Linked DNA regions of Mus musculus: region 2 is linked to region 1. The links are chromatin loops, found by intact Hi-C in ENCODE. Cell type or tissue: left cerebral cortex. All regions are shown on one strand. Links, peaks and the distances in the headings refer to the core of each region. The heading gives the core; the rest is flanking DNA.

Evidence for each region. A loop is a pair of places that touch in the nucleus more often than their neighbours do. Peaks named below come from ENCODE experiments on the same cell type or tissue, not always from the same donor. Only the 100,000 strongest peaks of a DNase experiment are listed, where the experiment ranks them.
Region 2: a loop joins it to region 1, with 3.0 times the contacts of the local background. A loop is called at or near these places in 2 of 42 quality-filtered maps.

Annotation. Positions count from the first base shown.
Region 1 is chr10:57,624,573-57,634,182 of GRCm38, reverse strand. Pkib (protein kinase inhibitor beta, cAMP dependent, testis specific) reads right to left here and starts at 2,202. Exons shown (of 5, transcript NM_001039051.2): 1 at 1,976-2,202. In left cerebral cortex, for the core only: CTCF peaks have their summits at 2,036, 3,419 (motif pointing left) and 4,448 (motif pointing left); DNase peaks (open chromatin) are centred at 2,085, 3,408 and 4,446; H3K4me3 peaks cover 704 bases; H3K27ac peaks cover 679 bases.
Region 2 is chr10:57,525,625-57,535,234 of GRCm38, reverse strand. Serinc1 (serine incorporator 1) reads left to right here and starts at 2,706. Exons shown (of 9, transcript NM_019760.3): 1 at 2,706-2,878; 2 at 7,409-7,570. The coding sequence starts at 2,840. In left cerebral cortex, for the core only: no CTCF peak of the experiment used is centred there; DNase peaks (open chromatin) are centred at 3,975, 5,307 and 5,870; H3K4me3 peaks cover 3,369 bases; H3K27ac peaks cover 743 bases.

The DNA of each region.
Region 1 (9,610 bases), core at 1,825-6,824:
TACAATACAGATGTACCACAAAAGCATGATGTGAATGAATCCAGAAACCAAATAACATATAGTATACTATTTGTCTGCAATGTTTAGACAAAGTAAGCCTGTCTAAAGTAAAAGCAGATACACAATGCCCTGGAGTTCCGATGGGACTAGAAGGCTACAAGTAGGCATGCTGGGTCTTACAAATTGCTGAAGATTAAAACTGGATCATAACAACTATTATACATCCTGGTAAAAATTCTAAAAAAAAAATCATTAATAGGAGGTGGCTTTCTGAAGATCATCTGCTTTTGAAGAGGGTAGATTTTACTATGTATAAATTTATAATCTATATCTCAACAAATTTACCTTTAAATCTGTAATGCAAACTGGATGGGAAGTTAAATAATTCTAAGACTGTTAGAAAAATAATCTGATCTATCATTAATTTAAATATACACTTAAGCTGACTAAAGAGGAGGGAAAAATTCTTTAACAAGAGGGGAATTTGGCACTTCTTAAAATATTCTAGATTGAGTAAGCTCCTGCCTGTAATACTTTGCTGAAGAAAGTCATAGACACAATATTAGTAAATTACTAAAGCTATTCTCTGGGTCTTTTCTTTCTTTATTTCTCAGATATAGATAGATAGATAGATAGATAGATAGATAGATAGATAGATAGATAGATTTAGATTTTTAAAATTGAATCAGTTGAACTTGCCAAGCACTTTTTTTTTCTTTTTAGAAAATAAGCTCCCTAGAGACAGAGTCAGTTGACTGGCTCTGTCTAGTGTCTGGGAGTCACAGGGTACAGCGTTTTGGAGGTGCAATCTTTGGCATCAGAGAGTTGAGGTCACCACATTTTAATTTTCATTTTAATAAGCCAAACTCTGAGCCTCTGAATATTAAATATATTAAATTCAAGGAAAATTTTTAACGTGTCATTAAGGGGGAAAAAGACATCGTGTGAAGTGGATAGATGGATGTTTAAAGGTTACTGTACAAAGAGCAAAACAACCCGTAAGAGTCAGTCTAACCCATTACTTTTTCCGGTATCCAATCACAGGTAAGAGTGCCTCGTTCTGGTTTGTCTTTCGCAGCTGAACATGCCTCTAAGTGGTCATCAGTGTCCAGTATCCACCTGCTGGTCTGCTAGGGTCCAGCTGCTAACCCTGTTGTTTGCTTTAATGGCTTCCCTTGGGCTCAGCACCTGCTCTTCAGGGAGCTTCCCTGAGTCAGGAGTGCTTTCTGATATTATCTTTGAGAAGATGGAATGCCACTGTCATCTCAGCTTGACTAAAGAAGGGAATTGAGTTGTGGGGTCTGAGATGTCCATGAGACCTGGTCACCCTTTACAGAAACCCTCCAAACCTTCAGGAACCCACAAAAGGCTGCAGTAACTGTAGCCAAGAGCAACCTGGACTGGGATGCCTTCTGCCTTTCAGTCTGTGGGACCATCTGGCACTTGAGTCCCTCTTCCTTTATCAGCGAGGGTCCTCGCAGCAAGCAGAGTCTGATATGGCTGCGGGGCACCCCTGAGGTCGCTGGTTTCCTAGCAGGCATACTTTATCAAGGAATGGGGGGAAACCGGTAAGGTGAAGTCTCTTGGCTAAAGCCACAGTTCTGGACGCTTGAAGCGGGTTGGAACTCAGACCTCTACTGATAGAAAAACGAGGCCGGAAGAAAATGATGTGGCGTTGATGGCGTGAGCAGAGAAAGGCTCAGCAACTTATAATCAGAGGTCCCCTGAGTCCACTCTCAGTGGCCAGCGAGCATAAGCCAATGAGCAAACCTCCCAGGAGCACCAGCTTTCACTCCGACAGTCCCCCAGCTCCAGGTGGAAGGATGGGATCTGCTCTGAAATCCCCCTGGGCATGTGCAGACCAGGCATAAAATAGCAAAGTTGAGCTTACATTTTCCCCTCACTCGGTCTCCCCAACTCCCCGAGCCCTTTCCCTCCATCCCCTCTCTAGTGACACCTGCTCGCCGGTACTTACCAGCTGCGCGCAAGAGATGCGGGCGGCGCCGGGCCAGGTCCCTCACGGTGGCGCCTGCTGCCGGCCTCTCTGCGGCACGGAGCTGCGACGCGGCTGGAGCTTGCAGCCGCCTCTGCTCTGGGATGCGGCTGGGCTGAGCTGGTGGCAGCAATGTGTGGGGCGGAGGGAGCCGCTCGGTCCCGCCCCCGCGAGCTGAGCTAGGCTCCACAGGACCTGCCCAGTTAAGCAGAACCTGCCACCGCTGAGCCCCAGGGGACAAACGCAACAGTAGTTCCTGCTCCAGGTGTCCTAAGGGGACAGCCTCTGTGCATGTTCACCGAAGACAGAGTCAGTTCCCTTGAAATTACACACCTCCGCTGCTGTCTGTCTGTCTGTCTGGATGCTGCTATCCTTCCCTCTTATTTACAGGACTTAGGCTCCTGGTATCAGGAGGTTGCACTTTATCTAACAAGGGATGTTTGGAGAAACTAGCTCTGTTGCACCTGGAATCTGGGTGTTCGCGTTTATTTACAGATTCTTTTAGCACATTGGAGTCTCACGCCATAAAGAACACTTCTCTTCTCTTCTCTTCTCTTCTCTTCTCTTCTCTTCTCTTCTCTTTCTTTCTTTTTTTATTTTTGTGCAATAAAAAGCAGACATCAATGTGTATCAGGCGTCACTTTTAGACTCTCACTAAAGAAAACAAAGTTCTTACTGTTAAGCTGTCCTTATGTCCTTTAAAAGATGTAGGAAATGGAAGAAGTTGCTGCTAACAAAAAAGACTCTGATTCTGGAGGAGGTGACTTTTGCTGGAAGTCCCAGTGGCCTCTGAGAGTCACCAGAATTCCAAGTCTTTATTATGGGCTGCTCAATTATCCTGCATCTGGCTTCCAGGAAGTCCAGGTCTGGGATACCCAGATACTTCCCATTGACCAGCCCCATTTGGCCTGCTTATAGAAAGACTGACATATTAAAATATAATCAGGGAAAAGTCCCCATTGGAAGTGTCTACAAAGTGTATGATGGTTAGACTCCTTGAATTATTGACTATTTGTAACTGCGCCGTGTGGTAATAACTCTCTACTTGCAGATAATAGACTCAACTCCAACAAAGTGAGGTCAGTTGCATAAGGTGAAACGGGGAAATCCAAACCCTGGCCTGTGAGATGCCCCAGCGGGTTAAGGTGCTCACTGCCAAACCTGATGAGTTGGGTTTGATTTCCCATACCTGGATAGTGGAAGGAGAAAACTGGCTCCCATAAACTGAGCTCTGATTACACACACGCCTCACACACATGCATGCATTCACCAGTACACATGTATAAATGTGATTTAAAATTTTAAGAGAGGGCTAAGGAGATGATTCCATGGTAAAGAGTTCTTGTTGCTCTCACAGAGAACCAGCACTGTGTTCCCAGCTCCCATATTGCACCTGGCAACTGGATGAAGCTCCAGTTCTAAAGGTTTTGTCACCCCCTTCTGGTCTCCACAGGTACTGCTTGCATGTGATAACATAAGTATACTTGCAGGAAAAACACACGTAAACACAAACTAAAAGCTAATCTCATTTTTAACCAAGCTGATTTTAAAACTCAGGTCTTTTTACCTTCAGAACTGATGACAGATTTAAATTGCAGCCTGGTAATATGATGAGTTCTCTAAATGTTGGAATATGTGCATCTTTTCCCGAGAACATTTATGTAGTCACAATGTATCCACAAAAGAGACCACCAAACATTACTTCTGTCTTTAGCATAGCTTGAAAACCTACTATTTGGCACATTTCCAAGTCCAATACTAGTCCATAGTGTAATACTTGTGTTATCTAGTTATTCTAAAGCTAGTTCCCATTAGGGATTTATAATGGGGTATGGGGTAACATACCTGACATGTGAGCTATTCTATAACAATGGCCAATGTTTTGTGAATGTGCAACTGTAGTTTTGTTTATTCACAGTTTGTTTGTTTGTTTGTTTTTAAAAAACCTGCCTTTGGGGACAATTTTTATTTTTAAAATTAGTCCTCAGTGATGTGCCTATAAAGTCCTACATACTTAAAATTCATCTGAACCATTAGAAGGAGTCACAATCGTGTGCCCTCAAGAGCTAAAACATATGCTTAGAGAGATGTTTATAAAATTCTGTACTGCTTTATTTATTTATTTATTTATTTACTTACATATTTTTTATTTATTTATTTACTTACATAAGAAACAGGGTGCCACAACAAATGTGTAGCAGTCAGAGGACCATTTTGGGGGGACTTGGTTCTTTTCTTCTATTATGCTGGTCGGGTTTTGTGGTTGCAAATGTCTTTACCAAATGCGTAGTTTTAAAATGAACAAATTGATTTCCTTATGCTTGTTTTTATGTATAGTGACTTAAAAAAAAAACCTATTTGTGGAATGATCTTGGATACTTAGAGAAGATTGAAGATTTTTTTTGTATGTGTCCTCTCATGTCTAAATAAAGCCAATGCCACCATGTGGCCAGCTGGAAGTTCTGCAGCAACTGCCACTGGACAGAACTCACTGTATATCCAATGAAAAATTTCAAGTCCAAGAGTTGAAGGCAACAGTAGCTTCCCACAGTTGCATTAAATTGTGTCAGACAGTGACTTTAAATACAGAAAGCTCAAATCAGCTTCAACGGTTTTTTTGTTTTGTTTGTTTGTTTTTTTTGTTTTTTTTTGTTGTTGTTGGTTTTGTTTTGTTTTGTTTTGTGGTTTTTTTTGATTTTTTTGTTTGTTTGTTTGTTTTTCGAGACAGGGTTTCTCTGTATAGCTCTGGCTGTCCTGGAACTCACTTTGTAGACCAGGCTGACCTTGAACTCAGAAATCTGCCTGCCTCTGCCTCCCGAGTGCTGGGATTAAAGGGGTGCGCCACCACGCCCGGCTCAGCTTCAACGTTTTATCAAGCAATATGATGGCAAGATGGTGAGAAGACAAGTGAGAAGCTTAAATGTTAGCTCTTGGAGTAGATGAAGGAGACAGACATGAAGTAAACGCAAGACAAGATAAAGAAGACGAAAGCTGAGGAAGAAGAGAAAATAAAGCAATTCAGTCTCAATCAAATTACACAGACAAGAGGACTAACAGTGAGAAGGTAGGATGCCAATTATAGACGTTTCCACAGAGTAATGGTGGCATAATTTATGGAGAAGCTGTGGGTAAGACTGGCTGGCCATGGCAATGGCCAAACAATTGGGGAGTAAGGTATCCACATAGACACCAAAGCCACCAACATTGATGCCTGTGGGTATATTATTAGATCATGGTGCAGGGGACATTCATGAATGTAGTGGAAAGGTCTGGAGTTGAAGGAAGACTGCCGAGTCGAGGAAGAAGTTCACATGTGCACACCCAGAGAGGGAGAATCTAAGTGGGTGAAAGGTGAGAGGTGGCTAACAGTTCAATACTAGACAGCAGCAGGACATGATGCTGTTCCCATGCCCTCTAGGAGGGTGAAAGAAGAAGAAGAAGAATCCACTGAGCTGAAAGAAGAAGCTGAAATCCAGAACAAGGAGGAAGTTGTAGTCAAGGATTCTACAGATGGTAACAGTGTTCTTCAATGCTAAATAAAGATCCTCCAAGGTTAGAACGGTTCTATGGAGAAAACCCTTCAAGGCCCTGTAACTTGTACTCTAGAACATAGCTTTGCCTCTGAGAAAACCCTACCTTCTCTCCCTGCCTTGAAACCTTTAACATCATTTAAACAAAAAGAAGCACTTTCCTCTTGCCACTGGCCAATAATGAGTATGTGATCAAAACTGTGGGGCAGTGGAGACATGGACAGAGATGTGAAGCAAGAAGCAGTAAGGAGCCTCTGCCCAATTGAAGCAGGAGATTGCACTTTGATGGGACACGAGTCTTAGGGAGAAGTGCTGTGCTAGGTCTTAAGTGCATTCTGGGTTCTGATTGGTTGGGGCAGTGCTGGCTGAGATCTGAGTGGGACTTGGGGACAGCCACTAGCAACCTACTCTGCTGTTCTTTCTGAGGGTATTTTAATTTCCTGAGGTTGCATAACAAATTGGTACAACCTGGGTGATTCAAACGTATTTGTAATCTCTCAGAGTTAAGGGATCAAAGTCTGAAATCAAGGTATGGATAGGCTCTGTCTGTGTCTCTGTCTCTCTGTGTCTGTCTCTCGGTTTGTCTCTATTTCTGTCTCTTTCTCTCTCTTTCTCTTTCCCCCTCCCTTCCTCCCTCCTTTCCTCCCTCCCTCCTCCCCCCACCTCTAAAGGTCCCATGGGAGAAGGCCAGTGTTACCCCTTCTGGCTTTCAGTCATAAGTCATCCTTGATGCAGATGAGCTTGTGCTCTGTGTTATTTTCTCCCTGCCTCTCTCATCATGTTTCCCCATTGTGTTTCCACTCTCCATGTTCTGCTCTTACGTAAGGACACTTGTGGCACATCCAGTTATGTTCAGATGGCTTCATCTGGACACACATTCTATATTAAATCAGAGGCTCTCAACCTTCCTAAGACTGCAACCCTCATGCTGTGGTGAATACCAACCAAAAAAAAATATTTTAATTACTACTTCATAACTGTAATTTTGCTACTGTTATAAATCATAATATAAACATCTGTGTTTTCTGGTGGTCTTAGGTGACCTCTGTGAAAGTGTTTGAGAAATATCTTCAAAGATCTTTTAAAAGGTGATCACATTCACAAGCATCAGGGACTAGGATTTGAAGATATGTTTTTAAGACAGCACCATTAGTCCACTATACCCCAATCTGACAGGGCCACAGAATTGGGCAGGCTGGATGATATTACCAGGTGAAAGATTTTTTAAGTGTATTTGGCAAAACTGAGCTATCATAGTAATATGAGGCTTATTAACATTTCTGAAGTATTTGGAACATTAAATGTAAGATAAATAAAACTTTGAAGGTAAAAACCTCCCAGAGCGAAATGCAAATCAAAACAACCCTGAGATTCCACCTCACATCAGTCAGAATGGCTAAGATCAAAAATTCAGGTGACAGCAGATGCTGGCGAGGATGTGGAGAAAGAGGAACACTCCTCCATTGTTGGTGGGATTGCAGGCTTGTACAACCACTCTGGAAATCAGTCTGGCGGTTCCTCAGAAAATTGGACATACTACTACCGGAGGATCCAGCAATACCTCTCCTGGGCATATATCCAGAAGATGCCCCAACTGGTAAGAAGGACACATGCTCCACTATGTTCATAGCAGCCTTATTTATAATAGCCAGAAGCTGGAAAGAACCCAGATGCCCCTCAACAGAGGAATGGATACAGAAAATGTGGTACATCTACACAATGGAGTACTACTCAGCTATTAAAAAGAATGAATTTATGAAATTCCTAGCCAAATGGATGGACCTGGAGGGCATCATCCTGAGTGAGGTAACACATTCACAAAGGAACTCACACAATATGTACTCACTGATAAGTGGATATTAGCCCAAAACCTAGGATACCCAAGATATAAGATACAATTTCCTAAACACATGAAACTCAAGAAAAATGAAGACTGAAGTGTGGACACTATGCCCCTCCTTAGAAGTGGGAACAAAACACCCTTGGAAGGAGTTACAGAGACAAAGTTTGGAGCTGAGATGAAAGGATGGACCATGTAGAGACTGCCATATCCAGGGATCCACCCCATAATCAGCATCCAAACGCTGACACCATTGCATACACTAGCAAGATTTTATCGAAAGGACCCAGATGTAGCTGTCTCTTGTGAGACTATGCCAGGGCCTAGCAAACACAGAAGTGGATGCTCACAGTCAGCTAATGGATGGATCACAGGGCTCCCAATGGAGGAGCTAGAGAAAGTACCCAAGGAGCTAAAGGGATCTGCAACCCTATAGGTGGAACAACATTATGAACTAACCAATACCCCGGAGCTCTTGACTCTAGCTGCATATGTATCAAAAGATGGCCTAGTCGGCCATCACTGGAAAGAGAGGCCCATTGGACACGCAGACTTTATATGCCCCAGTACAGGGGAACGCCAGGGCCAAAAAGGGGGAGTGGGTGGGTAGGGGAGTGGGGGTGGGTGGCTATGGGGGACTTTTGGTATAGCATTGGAAATGTAAATGAGCTAAATACCTAATAAAAAATGGAAAAAAAAAAAACTCCCAGAGCAATGTTAGGTCTTTGGAGTAGTGACTTGTCATTAGCAGATGCACCAAGACAAGGATCCATGTAGTTCAGAGTTTCCATATCACCATGTCAGAACATGGACATGTGCTGTTCAGTGCAGGGGAAATGCAGTCTAGGACAGGGGTTCCCAGGGGTCCCAGTCCATGTTCATCCAGGTGAGAAACAGTAGAGGCTGGAACAGAGCTGTGGTCTCAAATTTCTTGGCACCCAGACTCAGCTGGGAACTGCAAGGAGCTGAGAATGAGGGGGTCAGAGAGGTCCCATCCTCCTCCCCTGTACCCAGATATCACTGGGGACTGAGAGGAGTTAGCCCAGATGGACTGCCATGAGCCCAGGGTTGGGGTGGGGTGAACTACGACTTAGTTCAAAGTGAGTGCTAGGAGTATATAGGAGCTTCTAAGGGGGACTTAGAAAGGGCTCTGTATGACAATAGCACCGTCCCTCCACACCCGCCTGGGGTCCTTGATGAAGGAGACTATTTTTGTTTGTCCAAACTACTTTATTCATGGCAGATGAAGATGCATACATCTTCCTCAGGGTGAACCAGAGATTAAATACCTTTTGCAGGAAGGGATGCCCAGGAAGAGAAGCTCATTGGCTGAACACTTGGGGCCTATCTAGATACTTCATTAGCATAGAGAACTCTTAAGTTCCATACTACATGGCTGGTTGTCATGGTCTTCTTAGTGGCATGTTGTGGTCATGCACTTCAGGATAGGACTCTGGTTCGGATGGACTCTGAACTCCTGCCTTTCTCACTTATGAGTTTTATCTGGTTTCTGAACTTTGCTACAACCTTACCTGTTCTGTCTGGTGGTGTGGTCCACTGCCCCACAGATCCATGTTCCTATGGGAAGATCTAGTCCAAGTACAGATAATCAAGAGAATGGGGTTCTGTGGTCAATTTCTTCACCACCCTCCATTCTAGAGTACTGGCATAGTTCCCTAGTGTCAAAAGACAGTCTGTGGGAGGAACATACTTCATCTCTCCATAAAAGCACAAAACTGAACAGGGCTTGAGTACCTTGTACCTTTCCGACATTGGCACCAAAACTGAAGTAGTTCCCTAATCTGTCTCCATATGGGAGACAGTCTTAAGCATCCTTCAGGAGAGAGAAAGAAGTATTTAAAATAGTGTTAGCCATGCTCCTTTGTATGCTGGCTGGCAGGCACTCCAGGAAGTATTGGCGTAGCTGCCAGGATCTAATAGAACTATCTTCATAAAGCAAAACTCACTGGTTCTTTCTCTTTATTAGAGACAGAGAACTAGAAATTGTCATTTGGTCAATGATGATTGTAAGAGATTTCAAAGAAGTTTAAGAAAGGTTTTTGTGTGTTTGTTTGCTGGCTAGTTTGTTTTTTTAGTGTTTTTTACAGGTTAGAAAAGCATCCATTTGGGAGAGGCCTCAGGAAAAATGGCGCTGAAACTAGATTTGAAAAATGTAATGCCCTGAGACACAAGAGGTAGAGCTCAGGCTTCCCAATTGTTACTCTGTTCCTGCTGAGTAGAAGGGTG
Region 2 (9,610 bases), core at 2,920-7,919, 100 kb after region 1:
TATATCTCATTGTTCAATAAGCAAAGAAAAGTTGTCAACATTATCAATGATCAAGGGTGTCAATGGACAACATGAAGAGTTTCATCTTTTCCATAGTAAATGTGATAAATTTGTGTTATCCAACAGTAGGGCAACACAAACACAAGTGGAGAAGAGTGCTTTGAGAAAGCTCATTTTAAGCACAATTTGCAATGTGATGGCACCAAATTGAAGCTATAACAGCATAGATTGTTGGCTATACGCTAGCTGTTTTCATTTCTAACAAGAGAGCAGGCATAAATACAACCAGAAACAACTTTATTTGTAATGTTTTATTTCTTGAGGACAAAAAGAGTTAATGGTCATGACATTTCTTATCTTACTATGCTTCTAAAATGTTTTGAAAATGTTTAGTTTTTTAGTAACATAATTTCCTCTTTTTGACATTTTTGATATTTTTGATATTTAAGTATCTAGTAGGCATCCATATGAATCATTTTGTGTGTGTAAAATTCTTTCTTGAAAAAAAAATTACTCTCATGCCATCAGTCTCTCCCCTGCTACTACATAATTGCAGAATCTCTAAAACTTGTTCATAGAAGTCATACTTTTTATAATTAACATATCACTCTATTACCAGACATAGCAAACAATGTTCTCACATAAATTATTATACATCTGCGGAAAAGACATGACAGATACCAGAAATTACAACTGACTAGGAGTTCTCTACATGAGCAATACATATTAAATGATATCTGGGTCTCCTTCATAAGAGTATCAAATTTCTAGGAAGAAAACTTCATTTTATAAGTTAGCTGATTATATCCATCCCACAAATATAGACAAGAAAATATAAAGGAACATGGAGACATCACCTGAGAAACTGACGCAACCCATTAGGTGGAGGCTGTATCCAACCTAGGTTGGCAAATCACAGACAGTGGTAATTTTGGTAGGGAAGAAAGTAGAGAAAATAACCTGTGTTGATTTTCTATGGACTCCTGTATATGGTGCTAGCATTTGCACTTGTAAAAACATGTGTCATATAATTTAACCCTTACAGTTCTATAGTTGAATCTTATACCCATATATATTAATAAAGACACTAAGCTTTTGAGAAATCAAGCATCTTACTAATGGTGTCTTGTTTTCCCTCCCTCCCTCCCTCCCTCCCTCCCTCCCTCCCTCCCTCCCTCCCTCCCTCCCTCTCTCCCTCCCTCCCTTCTGTTTTTGCAGTGATAAAATACTCTCATCAAAGAAGCTTAGAGAGTGAGGGCTTATTTTAGCTCGTAAGTCAAGGTTATAGCCCATCACAGCTCTGTTCACAATTAAGGCCCATATCAATTAGAGTAACCAGGATGATCCTGCATAGGCATGGCCAGAGATGAACCTAGATTCTGTCAAGTTGACAATACTAACTGTAACAGCTAGTGTCTTCACAACTTATACTGAAAACAGAGTTTTACACTTGGGCGAAAGAGTATAGAGGTCACATTATCAATCAGAGGAGGTACAAATAGCCTCTACGTGATAGTTTATGTCTTGAAATGTTGGGCTCTACTTTCAGGACTCTTGTAACTACAATGGTTCCCAGTCTTCCATATCTATCTCCAACTACAAATGGACTCACTGAACATTTTGTAGCTCTGTGTGTTCTGTTTTTTTCTTTTTGTTTTTTGTTTTTTGTTTTTTGAATCTTGAACTTCCAAATACTAGGGAACGGATACCAGAGACTTTACAGATTTGCATGCTCAAAACACACAGGCTGATTATCTTCTGTTTTCAATTTTATCCCCACTCTTTGGTCTGTGTTAGTTAACAGTTGTAGTTCTGCCAGATTGATAAGGGTTACTCCACCCCTCTATATGCGTTTTTTGTCAATTTTATGAGACATCTTTATTTTAAAATATTTATAGTAATGGGTATTTCAAAGTGATGTCTGTGTACCAAACTCTTCTCATGGAATGTTTTCAAGGGCAAATTACAGAAAAATAAGAATCGACACTTTTCTATGAACACAGCCCAAACATACACATCAAAACAAGGATGTCAATTGTATGTCCGGATAGCTGTTAATAAACCCCTATACTATAATAAATGTCTTAACTAAGTGAACCCTTTTTCAAGTACATGTTAAAATGTGTCTCAATAGTAAACAAAAGAACGGAAAGGCCCAAACTTGCGGGGGAAATACACACACACACACACACACACACACACACACACACATACACACACACACACACACACGCGCGCATATATATATACGGACACATATATATGTACACACAGATATATATTATATACATATATACATACATATATGTATATATATGATATATAACATACATACACACACACACACACACACACACACACACACACATATATACACACACCAGTGAAACTTGTTCCACATAGTGGCTGCAGGAGTAAAATATGTATGTTAGTAGAACAACAACAAAGAAAACAAAACTAAAAAGGGGACTTTAGTGGAAATGAGATGGCTAAATCCCAAGAGGAACCAAAAAACAGTAACAGTAGCTCTTCTAACGTCCAAATTCAAGACAATGACAGAGGCCTTCCCTAACACAGTCTTCTTTACTTGGCAAAGTAGGCCCACTCCATGAAGCCACAAATCTAGCATCGCTGAAGACCACGCCCTTCCTCTCGGCGCATTGCGCACGCCCGGCAGCAGTCACCGGGTCCAGGTCTGAGCGGAAGTGACGCACGCGAAGCTGAGGGGCTTGTGCGTCTGCGCCGGAAGTGCCTGCCAGACAGTAAATAAGCCCAGAAAAAGGACGAAAGAAGCTGTCTCCATCTTGTCGGCACGCGCCGAGCTGGTGACGCGGCGGCGATGGGGAGCGTTCTGGGGCTGTGCTCCGTGGCGAGCTGGGTAAGGCGACCTGGGGCTCGCGGCCCGTGCGAGCTGGGTTTATCCGCCCTCCTCCGGTCTTTGCGGCTCCGCTTCGGGGCTGGAGCCTAGTGAGGGTGAGGCCGGGCGGAGCGGGGCGTCTCCCGAGCAATGGCTTTCTCTCTCGTGGGAGCCTCGGCCGTCGCCGTTCCAGCTCCTTCCTCCCACGGGCACTGAGTTTCTCCTTGTCACCCCGATTCCGGCGACCTCGCACTGCGGCACTGTCATTCCCGGAGGCCTCTTTTGTTCTGACACGCAGCCGCCAGGGAGTCGGGCCCGTTATTTGGGACATCTCGACAAGTGTCGACGTAGTCTTACCGGGTTTTTTTTGTTCTTGTTTTTAATACAGAAGTCAAATTCCCTTACTACGTACCTTTTTCGGTTTTGTTTGCTTTGATTCTTATATTTCCAAATTTATGTTTCTAGAAAAGGTGTTCAGGTCTGTGGGTACTGATTTTTTTTTTTTTTGACGTAAAACATGAACGTGCAATCTGAAAGTTGATGCTATAGGAAGGGTATGTTGCATTTTCGTGAGGCAGTACAATCCTCTAGAACAGTGGCAAGATTTCGTAAACCAGATGGCACAGATGACCCCGTTCTCTAATAGACAAAACATTGGCAGAGCAGTTTATAATAAAAAGCTTCATTGCTTTGGGTGAGGTATTTGGATTCAAATCTTATTCTTTGGCCAATGATTTCTAAGTTTAACTCGGAACAATCTTTTTTAACTAAATCATCCCTTTGTGTATATGTAACCAATGTACTGGCTAGTTTACATGCCTCATCATTTGAAAACTGCTTTGGTATGATATGACGAGAATTATGCTTAGTTTTTACTCAATACTGTTTGTAAGTCCAATGAGCTATTCCCTTATATTTTGCTATTTGCAGTTGGATAAGGAAATTTGACCTCGGAGAGCCTAATTGAGTCTGTTGACCCCTTTATACAGAAGGCAAAATTAAGTGTAGTAAAACTTAATAAATAGGAGCTGGGGAGATGACTCAGCTTGCTGCTTTTGCTAGATTATGGAGTTTAGTTACCAGCACCCACACATTCGGCAGTTCACTGCTTGTAACTCCAGTTCCAGGGAATCTCACACCCCCTGTCTACTCTCCACTGACAGTTGGCTCCCATGGGCACATACTCCCACACATAAGACACATATGCATACACATAACAATTGTAAGTAGTTATTATAAAATGTTTCCTTGGTTTGTTTGTTAGGATGTTGAGTTATTTAATTTGTAATACTAGAATTAGCTTGGTTGTGGTGTGGGCACACAGCAATTCCATTGAGACCATAGAGTTAGAGGGATATGAATTCTCCATTTTATTATTTTCCAGTTTAGTTTTGAGCACTGTTGTTGTTGTTGTTCTCTTTTGTCTTTTTAAGTTTTAAGGAATTTTTGTATATGTGTGTTTTAAGTCAAAATAGCTTTGGAGAACACCATTGGATACATTGCATGACTACATCTACAACTTAGATTGACACTTTTGTTCACGAAAGGAATGTCTTTGATGAAACTGGTGCTGTCTTGCCAGCATCATTTTATTATACCTAGGTACACTGAAGAGGTTGCAACAATAGCAGGGTTAGGTATGACTGGAACTAGGGGGCAAGTTGTTCATCATGATGCACCTTTCTTCTGACTCATCTGGAGGTTCATGGTGTGAAGTTTGAATCATACCTTTTGTTCAGTGTGCTCCTTTTAACTATTAGATTTCAGTGTATATCTGTAAGTAGAATTTGTATTAGGAGGTACACCTCCATCTTTTCCAACTCCCAAGTTTAATATGCTTACTTGCTTGGGAACTTTGATGAGGTGAAATTTTATTCAACTGTTCCTCTGGTTGAAATAATTAAGTATGTCAAGTAATCCATAATTTAAAGGCTTTCATTTTTTAACAGATTTTTGAAGACTCAGTCGAGTTTAGTAACACTTTGCTTCTGGTTCATAAAGTAACTATAAAACATTACTCCTGAACTACAAAAATGTATGAAAGAAAATTTACATGTGAGCATCTCTGGACCTTTTATCTAACTGTAATACTGCCAGCCACTAACATATCTTTCCTCAATATAAGGTCAGCATTGGTATTCTGAATAGATACTTTTTAATAACTAGATCTTGTGAACAATCACAATCATTTCTTTACCCCAGATAGTTAATGTAGCTAAGTAATTAAGAGGAAAGATGTAGGAATTACCAAGCACCCGTTTCACTGCCAAGCTCTGCTCCATTTTTGTTTTGTAACACAATTTTGTTATTTTAAGAAATCATCCCTGATTGCTTTCAGACACAGGCAGTTTAGTAGGACTTGTCAGCTTTGACTTTATAATGAACTGATCTAGTTTTGCCATTTGCAGCAGAAAGCTCATCTGAGGCTATTGGTGCACCCAGAGAAAACTTGCAGGTTCCTGTCTGGTTAGGATATTTGGGGAGTCTAGTGTGGTGACGTGTTGCCTGCATATAAAGTCTACTTTTATGTAGTCAGTATATTGTAGACTCCTCTTGCTGGTCATCTGAGCCTTGTTTTATTCTCTTCAGTTCTGAGTTTTTCATCTTTTATTCCTGTCTCCTGTGTTGGCTAAGCTCCTCAGTGTAAATGTGAAAACCCATGTCTTTGTTTTATGGTATTGAGTTGACATATCTTGTTTTTGTCTCCAAATATTAGTAGGTTCTTCTAAATCGTCTTCCATGTCTCCTTCCCATGCTCTAGGCTCCCTCCACTGTCTTGACTGTGTAAAATGTAGTTAACAGTATCAAAGGACATTTGTACATGTTACCTTGCAGATTGGTTTTGCCTACTTGGTCCTCCCTCATGGGTTGTATATTCCTGTTCTTCTCCATGTCTTCTGAGTCTCTGTTAGATGTCAGATACAGGTTTTACCTTGATGAAGGCTGGATATACTTCATTCAATGTTTAAAAACTATTCTTGGGCTATGCTCTTGGATATAGGTAAATTACTTAGAGATGTTTATGTCTTTGATGCTTGCTTACAAGTGAAATGAGTTCAACCTGTTTTAGACAGCTGGGATTCTGCCCTGGGAATGCTAGCTGCTTTCACTTCTGTGAATTCTCAGCTCTGTCTCCTCAGGCAAATTGCTGTGCTGACCTATTCTAGTTAGAAAGATGGGCAACTCCTAGGGTCGACACCATCTGCTTTCCAGAATCACTACCTTGCATTTCTTCTTTCCAGTTTTATTAGTTCATACTGTATCTGAAATAATTGCTTGATTATTTTTTTCCATCGTTAAAGCAAAAGGTAAGTCCGGTCACTGTTACTTCTTCTTGGCCTGCATTTAGGTAATTATCCCAAGTACATTTTCCATCTGTAATTCTGTTATCAGCAGTGTCTTTTTGTTCCTGGGTAGCTTGCTTGGTCTTTTGTTTTTGCCTTTTTTTTTTTTTCATTATTCCCATGATTCCTTTCTCATTTTGATCTGCTATTTTCTCATTTCATTTCTGAGCTAGTGTCTCAGTCTCTGTCCCTCCTGCCCTTCAGGGGCCCCTCCTCTAGCCCTCTCCTCCCTCCCCACCCATCCCTCCCTCTCTGGCTTTTGTTTCTCTAGCTCAAATGAAGTGCATTGGCAGGATTTGTCCTTTGCATACTGAGTTATCTTTATGTAGATGTTCTATTTTTTAATTTTGTGATCATAGAAATCTTCTGTGTATGTTTGCATAATAGCTATGCCATCAATTTCTGATCCTCAAACATAGTGTACAGCTGCTTTGTGTTCGTCTTAACACTTACATTTGCTATAGAAATTTGTCTAGTACAGTGCTATTTTCCGGGAATATCTGTGGTTCTTTTCCCCAGAGCTGGAATACCCTGGTCTAACTGATGGAGTTCAGTCTAGGTTATGGACAACCCTTGTGAGGATACTTAAATTTTGCCTTCTTGAGATATTCCTTATTAATGCTTGTGCATGTTAAGCTCTCCTGGTCAAAACCCTACTCATAGTTCAGCAAGGAGTTCATTAGAGAAAGTTAGCTAGTTGTTAACTAGTTGTTAACTAGTTGTTGACTTACCCTTAAAAAACAAAACAACAACAAAAAAACCCAACCTTGTTCTAGTGGTAGTTTTATTGCTATTAACAGAAAGCTAGAAAAGGAAAAAATAAGAACACCAATTCACTTCAGGGTTGTGGTGGATCATCCCCCCACCCCCCAGAATTCTATGGCTGTACTCTTTATCTTGGAGGTGGGCCTGGAGGTGAGCTGAGGAGCTGTGCTATTTATGAATCTTCCATTTCTTAGATAAGTCTTGGTTGCCGATGGTTAGTTCCCACGTTTTTAAATAATTTTACTTGATGTAGAGGACAAAGGCTATTTACTATTTTCCTTGTTCCATCTTTGCCTTAGGTTTTTAGAGCATGTAGGTAATGTATGCGAGCCGAACACTTTTAAGCTTTTTGAATTAATGTCACTGTTTATCCCTTCAACAAATAGAATGTGCATTTTATTAGACGATTTTAAACTATGCTGATGTTTAATATTTTTCCCAGATTCCGTGTTTGTGTGGCAGTGCCCCGTGTTTGCTGTGCCGATGCTGCCCCAGTGGGAACAACTCCACTGTGACTAGATTGATCTACGCACTTTTCTTGCTCGTCGGAGTATGTGTAGCTTGTGTAATGTTAATACCAGGAATGGAAGAACAACTGAATAAGGTCAGGCTTTTGTTTTAATGTTGACGAACTAAGATTATAGAATATGCATGAAATGACTTTTGGGGTATTAAAAATAAGGTAATATAAAAGTACAGTAATATGTAATCCCAGTTTTAGTGGATTATAGTCTTATGATGGCGGCACTGAAAATGTTCTTTCGCAGTTAGTTCCCACCAGAACAGATGGTAGATGGCATTACTGAAGATACAACATGCTTCAGTCTCAGGCCATAAAGAAATCAGGCTGGAAGTGGTCTGTATGCTTCCTTCCTGAGACTGGCTCTCATCATATCAGCAGTTGCTATGCAGGCTGTTGGGGAAGAATTGTCATGTGTAGTCTTAATCAGTTGTTGACTCTGCACATAACAGTACCTACTAGCCAGGCAAGATGTATCCAAGTACAGTAGTGACAAGCCTGTCAGAGAGGCCACTCCACTGGAAGGAATTTACATTTGTTATTGTAAACCTTTGACTGTAAGCCTCATCAAAAGCCTGTATAGAGTAGTGGTCCTACTCAGGACGCTACTGCTACTGTTTTACCAAATGAACTACCATCAAATTTCCTCCTAAGTAACTGGTCTTCAGATACACAGCTCAGTGGTATTTAGCCATGGTCAGAGAAGCTTGTGTTTTACAGTGGACTCCAATACCTACAGAGGCTTAGAAACTAGTTAGTGTTGAAAATAACTTGATGCTTAAATGCTCAGCTTTAAATGGGTTATCTATGTCACTGTATTCAAGGCTCAGGGAACACTGTTTATGAAGGGACAGAAAGAATGACAGAGTCAAAGGAAATGAAGAAATGGTGTCAAATCTTGACATAACATTCTACTTGCAAACTCACAGCATCTGTGAGGCACACGTGATTGACCACTAACATCAGTGATGGAGAAGAGAGGCGCTCACAAGGTTCTGCCTCTTAGAATTCACATGCAGTTAGGTAGTTGCTGGATATAACTGCTCCAAAACTGATATCTAAAGTGCAGTATTCTTAGAGTACTGCAGTTAGGCGTGGGAGAAATAGTTTATTCTTATACATATGAACAGTATGTGTAGTTCTAAATAATACTGTCAGTTACCTCACAAAAGTTTCTTCTTGGGGACTGGCGAGGTGACTCAGCGGGTAAGAGCACTGACTGCTCCTTCAAAGGTCCTGAGTTCAAATCCCAGCAACCACATGGTGGCTCATAACCACCCATAATGAGATCTGACACCCTCTTCTGGTGTGTCTGAAGACAGCTACAGTGTACTTATGTATAATAGTAAATAAATCTTTAAAAAAAAAGTTTCTTCTTTGTATTCTGAGTTCAATGTAACTTTCTATCTGTGAGTGTATGTTGGTGGAGATCAAGCCCTGGGCCCCATCCCTGTTGCCTGGCAACAGTAGTATTACTGTGCCTCTCTACCCCAGTTGATTATACCTTTCTGAAGTAGTCCCTGCTGTTTCTCAACATTCCCAATTACAATATGAATAAGCTGTCAGCTCAAGTTAAGTCAATAATGTCCTTATGGTCACAAACAACATTTAAAGGTCTTATATTCAAAATTGGTATAAATAACCTTGACTTTAAAAAGCCATTTTGTTTCCATCTTAGACGTGACTGTTTTATGTAATTCTTTAAGCTTTTGTTAATTTCTTCCCACCTATTTTGCATATATAATTCAGCATACCACAGTAGAATGCAAGTCTTAGGAAATTTAGAATTATGATAACAGTATAAATATGTACAATTTTGTTTTTATGTAACTTAAAATACATACTTAAAGAATAAAAATAAATCGAGCTCAAAGTAATCACCTTAGACTTGACAATTGTTAGTTTATTATTTGCTTGCCTTGAAGTTTTAATGTGTGTGTGTGTCTGTGAAAAGTTCTCACTATGTAGCCCCAGTTGCTCGGATCTATGTGTAGACCAGGTTGACTTTGAAATCGTAGAGCTCTACCTACTTTTACTTCCACAAACGCTAGGATTGAATAAATGCCTGCCTGTCACCCCATTTTACCTGATTAAAATGCTTATACTGAGTGTATATGTTTGTGT